Regions from separate parts of the Homo sapiens genome. Here region 1 is linked to region 2. Evidence: chromatin contacts called from ENCODE Hi-C data. All regions are on one chromosome and are shown on one strand. The core of a region is the stretch at or near the end of the contact, and the rest is flanking DNA. Distances in the headings are between cores, read along the strand shown. Region 1 holds the start of DNAJB11 (DnaJ heat shock protein family (Hsp40) member B11). Region 2 has its middle 44 kb from the start of EHHADH.

Region 1 (7,279 bases), core at 2,763-5,262, 1.3 Mb after region 2:
AAGCCAGGTGAAAGAACCAGGGAGAGTAAACTCAAAAGAAGGGCGTGGAAGGGCAAAAGGCAGCTGTCTTCCAATGTGGAGAGACTGGAGTCGTTTTGAGTAAAACCAGACGATAAAAGTTAGGCGAGGAAGACCTCGGTTCTCTCCAAAATGTAAAGAGGCTGCTCTGTGAGGTACTGAGCCCCTGTCAACAGCCAGATCCCAGAGATGAGCCCTCCATTCTAACTCCGAGAATCGAGAGGGCTCAATCCGTAAACAAACATAAACTGGGGCTCTGACCCTGGCGGTGCCCTGAGGTTAAGGTTTTTCAGGTCGGGAGATCGGCGTGGGTCCAAGGCGGCTGTCCTGGGGCTTCGCCGCCACCTTGGACGCGATCCGGGGTGGGACTCTGCGTGGGCCGCCCCAGCGTCGCGACCGGACTTCAGGAACACAGACGCTCACGCTGACAGGGTCGGTAGCTGACCCGAGACGCGGTAAGCGCGAAGGCAGCCTCCTCGACCCAAGCCTGAAGCCTGACTAACCCACACCGCCCTCCCCGGCGCACCCAGTGCGCGGTTACCTGCTAATGCAGGCGCCGCTCCGCCGCACTTCTCCGCGCGCCGCCGCGCCCGGCGTCCGCTCGCTGGGCCCGCCCCTCACCCTCCTCCGCGCGCCGCTGCCGTGCCCACTGCGCAAGCGCGAGGCCCCGCACCACCGAGACCTGGCGGACCCCGTTGCTAGAGCGGCAGATTGCGGCTCAAGCGTCTGAGAAAATCTAGGCTGGGGTCGAGAGTCCGCAACAGTGGCACCTGGAGCCAGACCCACCGCTTTCTGGTGTCGCGCCTTTCAACCCGGGGGGGTAGGAAGCTTTCTGTTGCTCCGCATAACTGTGGTCAGCTAATAGCTGCTGGTAAGATCAGCACGCTTTCATCAGAAATGCTACTAATACTAATGGCAGTTTGCATTTATAGAGCACTTACTATGGTCTCAGCACTGTGTAAAGCAACTTTATGTGTATTTCCTAAGTCTTGTCAAGAGCCCTTTAAGTACATTCGTTTTACTGATGAAGAAACTAGGGCCTAGAAAGGTGAAAATAACACAACCCTAAGGTCACACAAGAGATGGAGCCAAGATTCAAGCCCAGGGCGTCTGAAGCAAGACTGGCACTCCCTGCCGCCCCTCGGTGTCAGCTCCTTAACTCTGTTAGCTTTCCTGCCGTGTTTCCACCTTCATGAAGCTTTTTCAGATTACCGGGCAGAAGCCATCACTCCTTCCTTTAAACTTCCATTTCAGAATTTCTGGACATTTCCTGCTTTTTTTAGTTCCTTTATGGCCTCTCTAGGTGTGATAGATACAAAGGTAAATTAGACCGTAAAATGCAATTTAGTTCCTCTTTTGTGTGGCCATTGTCCCTACTGGGTATCTTCCTGAAAGCAGGGGCTTCAAATTTACACATACCTGGGTTAGGATCCAGGCTGCACCACTTATTAGCTCAGTGACCCTGCTGTTACTTGTTGAGTACCACTGTGTGTCTGGCACAGTGGTACGCACTAGAATGACAGAAGTGAACAAAACAGACAAGGTCCTTGCTTTCTTGGAGTGTATAACAGGGAGAATAGACAATACATATTAAGGAATAAAATAAGATAATTTCAAATAGTGAAAAATGCTATGAAAATTGGGGCGGGGGGTCAGGGAAGGCCACTTTGTGGTGCCAAATTTGAGCTGAGGCCTGAAGAGTAAGAAGCCAGCCATACAATGATCACCATCCCAGTAACTTTGACTCAAAAGTACTTCAGCACCTACTCCATGCCAGGCACTGTTCTAAGGTGCTCTTTTATACAGCTGTGAACAGAACAATATAGATTCATGCTCTCATGAAACTGGCATTTCAGTGTGTAAGTCTAGGGACCAGGGATGAAAAAAATAGGAGGCCGGGCGTGGTGGCTCATGCCTATAATCCCAGCAGTTTGGGAGGCTGAGGCGGGTGGATCACTTGAGGTCAGGAGTTCGAGACCAGCCTGGCCAACATGGTTAAACCCAGTCTCTACTAAAAATACAAAAAAATTAGACGGACATGGTGGTGTGCGCCTGTAGTCCCAGCTACTCGGGAGGCTGAGGCAGGAGAATCGCTTGAACCCAGGAGGCGGAGGTTGCAGTGAGCCAAGATCACGCTACTGCTCTCCAGCCTGGGCGACAGAGCGAGACTCTGTCTCAGGAAAAAAAAAGAAATAAAGAAAAGAAAACAGGGTGGTGTAAGAGTAAGGAACTCAGTAGGGGCTAATTTTGATTAATTGGTCAGGGAAAGTCCTCCCTGAGGTGGCGACCTTTAAGCTGATATATGAGTTAAAGAAGGAATCACCCATGCTAGCACATGAGGGAGAGTACAGTGTTTCAGGCAAAGGCAATAGCTAGCACAAAGGCCCTCGGCAGGAATGAGCTCGGTGTATACAAAAAAAAGAAAGGAAGCAAGTTTTGCTGGAGCATGGTTAGGAGTATAATAGGTTTACAAAGCATAAACGGCTTTGTAAACTAGCATGGAGTTGGGATTTTATTCTAAGTGCAAATGAAGAGCCATTCCAGGCTTTTAAACAGGGGAGTGACATGATTTGACTTTTATTTTTTATTTATTTATTTATTTATTTATTTTGAAACGGTGTGTCACTCTGTCGCCCAGGCTGGAGTGCAGTGGCAGGAACTCGGCTCACTGCAACCTCCACCTCCCAGGTTCAAGCAATTCTCCTGCCTCAGGCTCCCGAGCAGCTGGGGTTACAGGCGCTCGCCACCACACCTGGCTAATTTTTGTAGTTTTAGTAGAGACAGGGTTTCATCATGTTGGCCAGCCTGGTCTCAAGCTCCTGACCTCAGGTGCTCCGCCCGTCTCGGCCTCGCAAAGTGCTGATTACACTTTGGGTGGGTGAGCCACCGCGCCCGGGCTTTTTTTTTTTTTTTTTAAATCATGGAGTGAGGGACAGGGATGAGCAACATATATTAAGATATTAAGGAAGATATTAAGAGTGGGGGCAAGGAGGCCAGTTAGGAGGCCCTGGCCAGGTGAGAGATACACTGTGACCCAGAATCCTGGTAATGGAGATGTAGTGAACAGATTGAAGTATAGTTCAGAGGTAAAGAGTTGGATAGCTTATGCATGAAAGGAATAAAAACACCTAGAGCTTTGTCCTGATCAACTAGGTGTTGTGTAACTGCGATGAGCAAAATCGGGGGGAAGATGGGGAATCAAAGAGTTCTGCTTGAACCGTAATAATGGTTTTTACTCGTTGCCTGCTTACTATACGCCCGATGATTTACCGATTTTTTTCCCTGTTAAAATTCACAGAACTGCCAATAAGTGCTTTGCCTCAGTTTTGTTGATAAACTTAGGCTCAGACTTGGGAGGAGGGGAGGGGTGGGGGGTCTCACCACTAAGAAGCGGTGGAAGCCGAATCCGAACTTAAGTCGGTCTGTCATCACTGTAGCCTTTCCGAGACAGTTGTCTTATGGAGTTGCTTGGAGAACGTAAAATAAGAGGCCTAAGCAATGCGTCTGATGTACACCTGTCGTGGAATAACTGTTCCCGCTCATTCGGCCGCTGTACCTCTGCTCCCTCATTCGGAGCGTAGCTGGGTATGAATGAAATTCCGGGCTTGTAGCACAGAGAAAACTTCTCTCCCACAATTGGTTGGTGCTGGGGAGGAAGCTCCTGATTGGTGGAAAGTCCGAGGAAGTGGGCAAGCCGGAGGGATTTCGTGTACCTCAGGTGCCCTCACTCTGACCGGCCCCCTATCATTACGTAATTTTCTACGACTCGCGGTAGCTCAGGCAGAGCGGGTTCCTGCAGCGGCGCGACCCTCTGACGTCTCCGCTTCTAATTGGTCAAGAGCTGCGACTGCAGTTCTGAAGCCTAACTGGTTGCCCGTGCCGCCTCGGAGGTGAAGTGTACTGCGCTGATTGGCTTCCAGGCGCCGGCCGCGTGTGATGTCCCGGGCAACGATTGGCTCTCGCCTACCGGGGGCTTCTCTCACCGGGACTCGGGACTCCCGGGAAGTGGACCGGCAGAAGAGGGGGCTAGCTAGCTGTCTCTGCGGACCAAGGAGACCCCCGCGCCCCCCCGGTGTGAGGCGGCCTCACAGGGCCGGGTGGGCTGGCGAGCCGACGCGGCGGCGGAGGAGGCTGTGAGGAGTGTGTGGAACAGGACCCGGGACAGAGGAACCATGGCTCCGCAGAACCTGAGCACCTTTTGCCTGTTGCTGCTATACCTCATCGGGGCGGTGATTGCCGGGTGAGGAACAGACACTCGCAGACAACGGGGCCTGTGGGTCAGCCTTTGCTGGGGGGTGGGAGGGGGTGGGGGAAGTGGCATTGCCAGACTGACGGAGTGGAGAGGGGCATCGCTGTGGGTTGGCGGGGTGGCGGAGGAAGGGGTAGTATGGGCCAGGCTAGTGGGGTGAGAGGAGAACCGTGGGTGACACCAGTGAGAGGGCCTTAGGTCCAGAGAGGGTCTTAGGTAGAGCTAGATTTGCCCAGAGGAGTGGGAGTTGGATGCATTGCCAAACGGCATTTGGGGGATGAGGGAAAGAAGGTGGTTGCGAGCTGAAGCAGTGTCACGTAGAGCTGGGGAAGAAAGAGGGATGCCTGACTGTAAGGAAAGATAGTGACAGTGCCAGGCTGAGGTTGAGGGGATGGACGTTTGTTTGATCAAAGAGGTGAGTTGCTGTGCCCCGCTGAGGTGGAGAAGCGGACGATGCTCTATGCCAAGCCTTCGAAGAGCCATTCTGGGGCTGACATTAAAGTGGGTGGATGATGCCAGCCCGAGTTGGGACTGAACGAAATTGGATGCGGGATGGGAACAAGAAGATCTTTAGACAGCCCTTGTACTTCCCAGCTTCTTGAGCTATTTATTATCTTAAGTTGCTTCATCTTTAACATTCTGGCAGTGCTACTGTTAGGACATTTATGTGGCATAATCTTTTTAAAGAAGGAAAATCATCCTTTGAGAGTGTTATTTGACTTTTAGAAAAGTCAAAATCATTTGGAGCCAGTATAGGGAAAGGGGGGAAGAGTTAATTTGATTATATGGTTATTGCCTAAAGATAACATGAGACCATAAAATAAGGAAGTGGTTTTCTTGACCGAAGGTGGTTCTGAAAGAAAAGTGCCACAGATGTTTTGAATAATCCGAAAAGAAGTATATAGCCTCTTACTGTGATTACTTCAATATATAAGATTCATTACAAATTCTGGTGTTCTCTCTTTAGTCATTCTTTGTGTGTGTATGTGTCACATAAACCTTCATTTTTATACCTCTTTGCTCAGATACAAACCTAAATGTAGAGGAAAAATAAATCTTTTACTTTGAAAAATGTAACATGTAACTCTTTAATGAAGTATTCTCTCCCTCTACTTCCCAGACGAGATTTCTATAAGATCTTGGGGGTGCCTCGAAGTGCCTCTATAAAGGATATTAAAAAGGCCTATAGGAAACTAGCCCTGCAGCTTCATCCCGACCGGAACCCTGATGATCCACAAGCCCAGGAGAAATTCCAGGATCTGGGTGCTGCTTATGAGGTGAGTTGGGAAAAGTGATAAAGTACGAATAAAATCTGTAGCTCTAGAAAAAACATACAATACAGAGAAACACTCCTTTCAGCTCACATTTATTTATTTATTTATTTATTTTGAGACTGAGTCTCTATTGCCTAGGCTGGAGTGCAGTGGTGCAATCTCCGCTCACTGCAACGTCCACCTCCTGGGTTCAAGCAGTTCTCCCGCCTCAGCCTCCCAAGTAGCTGGGATTACAGGTGCATGCCACCACACCTGGCTAATTTTTGTATTTTTAGTAGAGACAGGGTTTCACCCTGTTGGCCAGGCTAGTCTTGAACTTATTATAGATTAATAAGTAGATCAACTGATTGGTCTGTCGTTCAATCAGTTTGGGAGCTAGAACCAAAAATAAAAAGAAAGCCTTCATGAGAGTTGCAAACCTGCATGTTCATATGAACTAGACAAATAACATGCAGGGCAGGTATAAGTTAAAACATGGCAGCAGATATTCTGCCTCCATATTGGGAAGCAATAAGGATTGTTGAGGACTTTGACAAACTGAAGCCTTCTGGCCCCATTTCAAGGGAGCAGCTGTTACTCAACCCCAGCCAGTTTTTGTCATACAAATGCAAACAGTATGTTCCTGGATGATTTAATTTTTCAAGAAAAGTTGAAAATCTAGATTTTTTATATGAGTTCTGCTTGTAAAAGTGTTGGTAACTAATTCAGTTAAATTTCTTTTTTACATAAATCAAACAGAGCACAGTTTTAATTTGATTTTGCAACCTCTAATCTGGGGATCAAAACACTCTCATGTGTATCATCTCATTTAATCTTCACTAGGACACCAGGAAATATATTAGAGCTAGGCATATTTTTATTCTCATTTTCTAAATGGACACAGAAAAAAATTAATTGAACTAAAAGTCATAGAGCTAAAACTCCTGAATTTAAGTTTAAATTCTTGTATATTGAGAAGGCTAAAAACAAATTGAAAAATATTTTAGGAAGACACAAACCTTGAAAGGAAGGAATCCCAAGATCTCTAGATTAAAGAAGCAATGGAATTGAAACAGTGAGTTATACCCAGGTGAACCCAAGAGCTGTTGGGGTCCTTTCATCTTTCAACACCTTCAGGGATCCTATGGGGCAGAAATTCTTTTTTATTTTTTTTTGAGACAGAGTCTCGCTCTGTCTGCCAAGCTGGAGTAGAGTGGCACGATCTCGGCTCACTGCAAGCTCCGCCTCCTGGGTTTTACGCCATTCTCCTGCCTCAGCCTCCTGAGTAGCTGGGACTACAGCTGTGCACCACCATGCCCAGCTAATTTTTTGTATTTTTAGTAGAGACAGGGTTTCACTGTGTTACCCAGGATGGTCTCGATCTCCTGACCTCATGATCCACCCGCCTCGGCTTCCCAAAGTGCTGGGATTACAGGCATGAGCCACCGTGCCTGGCCAAGGGACAGAAATTCTTAACCTGAGGCACATCAATAAACTTGGGAAGGTTAATGGCCCATCCTAAATTATATGTAATATTTTGTTTCTTGTTGATAATATGCATTCTATATTTTGCACTGTATTTTCCATGAATAGTCCCCTTGTTTGCTAGGAACCTAATACTCAAAAACATTTTCTAGGGAAGCTGAATTTACCATGCTCTCTAAAGAATCTTCACGTTCTTTATCAATGACCTAGGCAGGCTATACAAAGGTCAGTCATGAAATCGTGGCTTATTTAACTATAACAATCCTTTTAGCCA
Region 2 (7,071 bases), core at 3,272-5,771:
TTCCTAAATATCTTTCAAATTATTCACCTGTTTCCATGTCCATCCTTATTTATTTTATCATCTTCGCCTACATTTTTGCAATAACTCTTCAATGGTTTTTTGTATTTACTCCTCCCCCCTCTAATCTCATTGCTTTTAGACTGATTTTTAAAAATACAATTCTAATCTTTTTGGTCCTCCAATCTAAACTCTTATTATCTTATTGCCCTTAGAATTCAGCCCCAAATCTTCAATCATTCTTTGTCTACTAAGCTCAAGCCATAATGGTCTTCCAATTCTCTGACAATGCCATTTTTTTTTCTTCAGGGTATTTGTTGTTGTTTTTGTTGTTGTTGTTGTTGTTGTTTTTGAGACGGAGTTTTGCTCTGTCGCCCAGGCTGGAGTGCAGTGGTGCAATCTTGGCTCACTGCAACCTCCGCCTCCCAGGTTCAAGCAGTTCTCTGCCTCTGCCTCCCAAGTAGCTGGGATTATAGGCGCCCGCCACTATGCCTGGCTAATTTTTGTATTTTTAGTAGAGATGGGGTTTCACCATGTGGGCCAGGCTGGTCTTGAACTCCTGACCTCGTGATCCACCCACCTGGGCCTCCCAAAGTGCTGGGATTACAGGCGTAAGCCACAGCGCCCAGCCTTCTTTAGGGCTTTTGCAGAGCAGATACTTTCTGCTTGGAATGCCCTCCTCTCTCCTGTTCCTCTTCACATAACCCACTTCTACTCATACTACCAGTCTCACTTTAAATATTATTTTTTCCAAGAAGCCTTCCTCCATATCTCAGACTAGATTAGACCTCCCTTCTCTATCATTCTGTCATAAATCACCCATTTTTTTCTCACATCTAGCATAGTTGTAATTATTTCTCATATATAATCATTTATTAATAATCTTACAAGACAACCTTCAGGAGGGCAATGACTGGTGCATGTTTTATTACACTGTATGCCCAGTGTTTAGGAAATTTCCTGGCAAATAGTAGGGATTCAGTAAATATTTGTCAACTGATTCTTCCCACAGCCACCACTCTTCACTTAGATATTTCAGTACTGTAAGTTCTGGGTTGTTTAACTTCCTCTGTTCAAAACCCTCCTCTTGACTGACTGCAGTGCTCACGACTGCAATTCCAGCACTTTCGGAGGCCAAGGCAGGAGGATTGCTTGAGGCCAGGAGTTCAAGACCAGCAACACAGTGAGACTCCAGTCTCTACAAAATAAAAATAATTTAAAAATGAGCCGGGCATTGTGGCACACACCTGTAGTCCCAGCTACTCAGGAGGCTGAGGTGGAAGGATTGCTGGAGCCCAGGAGGTCCAGGCTGCGGTGAGCCATGATTGTGCCACTGCACTCCAGCCTGGGTAACAGAGCAAGACCCTGTCTCAAACACACAAACCAAAACCCTTCAGTTGCTTCTCATCTCACTCCAAGTATGAGCCCAAGTCCTTATAATGGTCTCCAGGGCCTTACCTGATATGCCTCTGCTCTCTCCTTACCTCTCTACCATCTATTGGACTACCCAGCCCAGATCTCTTAGCTGATCCTTAGAAATGCCAAGCTTCCTTCTGCCTCAGGACCTTTGTACTTGATATTCCCTGTGCCTGGAATACCCTTGCCTTAGATATCTATCTGGTTTAATCTCTCATCTTCTTTAGGCCCTTCAGGTTATGTGACCTCAGTGAGGCCCTCTTTGACCATCTTATTTAAAATTGTAACCTCACTACATGGCATCCCTAGTCTTCTCTGCTTTACTGTTCTCCATTGTACTTATCTCTGATTGGCATTCTCTTCATAGGTATTTTCCCCAGTGTTGAGAACAGTGACTGACACATGGTGGGCCCTTAGAACTTATTTATTAGTTGAGTGAATTTAACCTGTACTCACAGAGATGCATATTTGGGACAATGAGACCTGTAGCCCAAATTATGAGGACTTAATATTTCAAGATGATTTTACAAGATGAATTAATTAAATTTATTTATATCCTGCCTTGTTCTAAAAAATATTTTAAAATGCATATAGTATGTAGGATGGGGACATAAAGAGAATAAGACAAAGCAAATGTAATAGTATTAAAGTGGGTAAAGTTAATGTACAGAAGGTCCTGCACAGTGGCTAAAGTCATGTTATAAATTTGACTTATTAGAGAGTTAGGTTGCTCAGAAATGATTGAACTGGAATCAAGAATTTGTTCTCTGGCACAGGTCACAGATATTTGAGTCTTACATAGAAACCCAGAAAACCTATTTAACTATAAGACATTGTGCAGTTACTCTTCTAAAAAAAAACTTGCTTTCTGTATTAGGAAATTTCCTATTGGCATAAAATGTACACAGTCTGTCCATTACAAAGGCTCTGCTACATTTGAGAGATGGTAGTCACAGCTACTACCTCTGCTTATGTCATGTCCAGGACATTCCCAAGGTTGATTTAAACCTAGTAATTGGATATTTTTGAAAGCTGTGAAAAATACCAACCAGCACATCAATTACCCCAGTTTCTCCTCCTCTAATCATGAGGTAGCATGAGAGTCCAGTGGTTGTGGCTTCCTTCCTTTTGAGGTAGATAATTGGCAACTTAGAAATAGGTTATTGGCTGGGCGCAGTGACTCACACCTGTAATCCCAGCATTTTGGGAGGACAAGGCAGGCAGATCACCTGAGGTCAGGAGTTCGAGACCAGCCTGGCCAACATGGTGAAACCCTGTCTCTACTAATAATACAAAAATCAGCCAGGTGTGGTGGCACATGCCTGTAATCCCAGCTACTCGGGAGACTGAGGTGGGAGAATCTCTTGAACCCAGGAGGCGGAGGTTGCAATGAGCTGAGACCGTGCCACTGCACTCCAGTCTGGGCAACACAGTGAGACTCCGTCTCAAAAAAAAAAAAAAAGAAAAGAAAAGAAAAAGAAACAGGTTCTTATGTAGTCACAACTAAACAGGGTAGGAAGATTGGGAGTTAGATGAATTAGACTTCAAGAAATTTTTCACCAATACAGTAACCAAAATAAGAGCTACTCTCTCTCTCTCTCTCTGTGTGCATACAATTAATAGATATTGTACAGTACATGTCTTTCTGTTCATGGTATGTATAGTTTCCTAATTCTGTCTTTTTTTTTTTTTGTCTTTTAAAACTGAGTCTGAGAATTATTGCCATGTCTGCAGGCCAGAGATAAAGCAGGGAACGTGGCGACGGACTACAGGCCTTTCAGTAAACTCTGCAGTACCTCACTAAACAAAGCTGGTATTTTTGAGGCAAAAGATAAGAATATTTAGCTAAATGGTGTTCCACTTGCAAAATGTGCTAGTTCTTATTTGATTTTTTTCTTCTTTCTTAGAAAGCTTTCTCTTTTCTATCTTTTACTTAGAGATAAATATTACATTTGAAGTCACATCTGTCCCACACCATTTTTTTCAGGGTTGAAAGAGGAAAACTAAATGAACCATAGACTTAGGGAAATAATGGAAATATGTATGTTTTAAAAAAACCATTTATGTTCCACGTATTTCAAGGAAAGGAAATGAGGAGAAACATTAAGAACACCACAGAACCATTAAAATGGACAACTCAAAGGGAAAGTATTTTACCAAAAGCATTATGTATAACATGTTGCTGATTAAATTTGTGTTGTTATATTTAATGTGTAAGTATACATTATCCTAACTAATTTAAAATATGTTTATTGAATTTACTTTACATATTTTATTTATTTGATGGAACTTTATGTTCATTTTTTAAGAAGTCAAGTATCTCCTCATTTTGGCATTTGATGAGTAACGGGAGAAAACCTGAGAAGAGACAGAAGTAATGCAAAGGTCACCGTATCTTCCAGCATAAGTGATGTAGAAACAGAAAGATCTTATTTTCAGTCAAAGTGGTGAAGTGGCAGAAAGAAAATATCCCCCAACTGGTTTGCTGACACTAATTTTGCCATATAGTGAGGACAAAAAAAACATGTCTAGGCGTTTAACTCATTATCTCCTAAACTATGGTACACAGAATGTCTGACACAACTGCAAGAGATTTTGTAAGCCAAAAGGGTTCTGTAATGACATGTTTGGAAAATGTTGCAGTCTTTTTTGAAAGTTTATAGTGTATCTTAACACGTTCCAAACGTGTAATCACAATTCTTTTTCGCTCATAAAATCTATTAATAACCCTTGGAATCATCTTTCAGGAAATGCTGAAAATTTTGCTTCTGTTTAGGATGTAGAATGTTGCAAGAGAACATTGTTCCCATCATAACAATGAGAAAAATCTTGATAATCCACAAAGTCATGATGCTTCTTGAGCTCATCAGAGAGTTGAGGTCACAAGGCAATCAGATGAACTGAAATTCCAAAGAGAGGCAAGCCCTTTTGAAGAGAGACAGGACACAGAAACTGTGTTACCTTTGGCAGAGCATAGGAGGAAGAGAAGGCACCGTAAAGGTAGGTAAGAAGAAAGCAGCTAAAACTGTAATGAATTCTTAAAGGCTGAATGTGGGCTAATGTAACATTTCAGAATAACGGGAAGCCCCAGTCACAAAAGGAGCCTGCACTCACTTGCAAGCTTTCTTCTGTGGGCCCTTGTGTTACTTTCCTAGGGCTGCCAGAATGAAGTACAGCAATGTGCTGTGTAACAACATTTCAGTCGATGACCCCATCTTCATATTGCTATCTTCTCTGTATGTCTGTCTGTTTTCTCTCTCTCTCTCTTTTTTTTTTTTTTTTTTTTTTTTGAGACGGAGTCTCGCTCTGTCGCCCAGGCCGGACTGCGGACTGCAGTGGCGCAATCTCGGCTCACTGCAAGCTCCGCCTCCCGGGTTCACGCCATTCTCCTGCCTCAGCCTCCCGAGTAGCTGGGACTACAGGCGCCCGCCACCGCGCCCGGCTAATTTTTTGTATTTTTAGTAGAGACGGGGTTTCACCTTGTTAGCCAGGATGGTCTCGATCTCCTGACCTCATGATCCACCCGCCTCGGCCTCCCAAAGTGCTGGGATTACAGGCGTGAGCCACCGCGCCCGGCCCTCTCTCTCTCTTTTTAAAACAATTTTTAAAGATACAGTACAGTAGTGTTAACGGTATATATATTGTTGTGAAACAGATCTCTAGAACTTCTTCATCTTGCAAAACTGAAACTCTGTACCCCTTGAATAACTCACCTTTTCTCTCTTCCCCATTCTACTAGTAGCACCATTCTACTTCCCATTTCTAAGAGTTTGACTATTTTTGATACTTCACATAAGTGGAATCATGCAATATTTTTCTTTTTGTGGCTGGTTCGTTTCACTTAACACAGTGTCCTCAGAGTTCATCTGTGTTGTAGCATATGATAGGATTTCCTTCTTTTCTTTTTTTTTTTTTTTTTTCAGACAGAGTTTCACTCTGTTGCCCAGGCTAGAGTGCAGTGGCACGATCTCGGCTTATTGCAACCTCCGCCTCCCCGGTTCAAGCTATTCTCCTGCCTCAGCCTCCCGAGTAGCTGGGACAGGCACCCGCCACCACGCCCAGCTAAGTTTTTGTATTTTTAGTAGAGATGGGGTTTCACTTGTCTCGAACTCCTGATCACAGGTGATCCACCTGCCTTGGCCTCCCAAAGTGCTGGGATTACAGGCGTGAGCCACCACGCCCGGCCCTATTTCCTTATTTTTTTTTTCTTTTTTTTCTTTTTCAGATGGAGTGTAGCTTTGTTGCCCAGGCTGGAGTGCAATGGCGCCATCTCGGCTCACTGCAACCTCCAGCCTCCCAGGTTCAAGCAATTATTCTGCCTCAGCCTCCTGACTAGCTGGGACCACAGGTGCCTGGCATCACGCTGGCTAATTTTTGTATTTTTAGTAGAGACAGGGATTCACCATGTTGGTCAGGCTGGTCTCAAACTCCTGACCTCAAGTGATCCACCTGTCTCAGCCTCCCAAAGTGCTGGGATTACAGACATGAGCCACCACGCCTGGCCTACCTTCTTTTTTAAGGCTGAATAATATCCATTGTGTGAATATACCAAATTTTCTTTATTCATCTGTTGGTGGACATTTAGGTTGTTGGCTATTGTGACCAATACTGCAATGAACATGAGCGTGTGAATATCTCTTTGAAATCTTGTTTTGAATTCTTTTGGATATATACCCAGAAGTGGGATTGCTAGGTCATATGGTAATTCTATTTTTAATTTTTTGAGGAACTTCCCTACTGTTTTCCATAGCAGCTGCACTATTTTACATTCCCACCAACAGTGTACAGAGACTCCAAGTACTCTACATCCTTACCAACACTTATTATTTTTATTTATTTATTTATTTTTAATTAATTAATTTTTTAACAGTGGTCATCCTAATAGGTATGAGGTGATACTATTCTGGTTTTAATTTCCCTTTCCCTGATGGTTATTGATGTTGAGGATCTTTTCATATGTTTGTCGGTCATTTGTATCTCTTCTTTGGAGAAATGTCTGTCAAGTTCTTTGCCCATTTTTAAATTGGATTTTTTTTTTTTTATTATTGAGTTGTAAGACTTCATTATATTAATATATTCTGGATTTTTGTCAAGTTCTCTTGAGAAACTTTTTAAGGTTGCCTTTTCACTCTTAGATTATTTCCTTTGCTGCATGTAAGTTTGTAAGTTCGCTGTAGTCCCATTTGTCTAATTTTTGCACTTGTTGCCTGTGCTTTTCATGTCAATATCCAAATAATAATTGCCAAACCCAATGTCATTAAGCTTTTCCCCTGTGTTATCTTCCAGGAGTGTTATAGTTTCAGGTCTTACAGTTAGGCCTATGATCCATTCTGAGTTCATCTTTGTAGTCAAATTTTATAGGACCTTTGTATGGCAAGGGTCCAACTTCATTCTTTTGCATGTGGACATCCAGTTTTCCCAATGCCATTTGTTGAAGAGACTGTCCTTTTCCCATTGTGTGACCTCAGCACCCTTGTCAAAGATCATTTGACCATATACATGAGGGTTCATTTTGGGGCTATTCTGTTCCATTGGACAATATGTCTGTTTATGCCAGTACTATTCTGTTTTGATTACTAAAGTTTTGTAATATATGTTGAAGTCAGGAAGTTTGAGGCCTTCAGCTTTTTCTTCTTTCTCATATTTTTTAAGGCTATT

Evidence for each region. A loop is a pair of places that touch in the nucleus more often than their neighbours do. Pooled maps may share reads with other maps.
Region 1: a loop to region 2 is called in a pooled map, with 5 times the contacts of the local background. The contact joins the promoter of DNAJB11 here to the enhancer-like site in region 2. A Hi-C loop is called at or near these places in 1 of 50 pooled maps.

What each region holds. Positions count from the first base shown.
Region 1 is chr3:186,566,708-186,573,986 of GRCh38, forward strand. It overlaps DNAJB11 (DnaJ heat shock protein family (Hsp40) member B11), which reads left to right and starts at 4,013. Exons shown (of 10, transcript NM_016306.6): 1 at 4,013-4,258; 2 at 5,388-5,544. The coding sequence starts at 4,191. It overlaps TBCCD1 (TBCC domain containing 1), which reads right to left and starts at 632. Exons shown (of 8, transcript NM_018138.5): 1 at 560-632. RefSeq lists silencers at 536-825, 4,025-4,264.
Region 2 is chr3:185,294,875-185,301,945 of GRCh38, forward strand. It overlaps a transcript of MAP3K13 not described here. Among named protein-coding and RNA genes, the nearest start is that of EHHADH, 44 kb to the left of the region's middle. Within about 2 kb of position 4,522, at least 4 of the 41 ENCODE cell types and tissues checked have a DNase peak (open chromatin) inside an H3K27ac peak, as active enhancers do.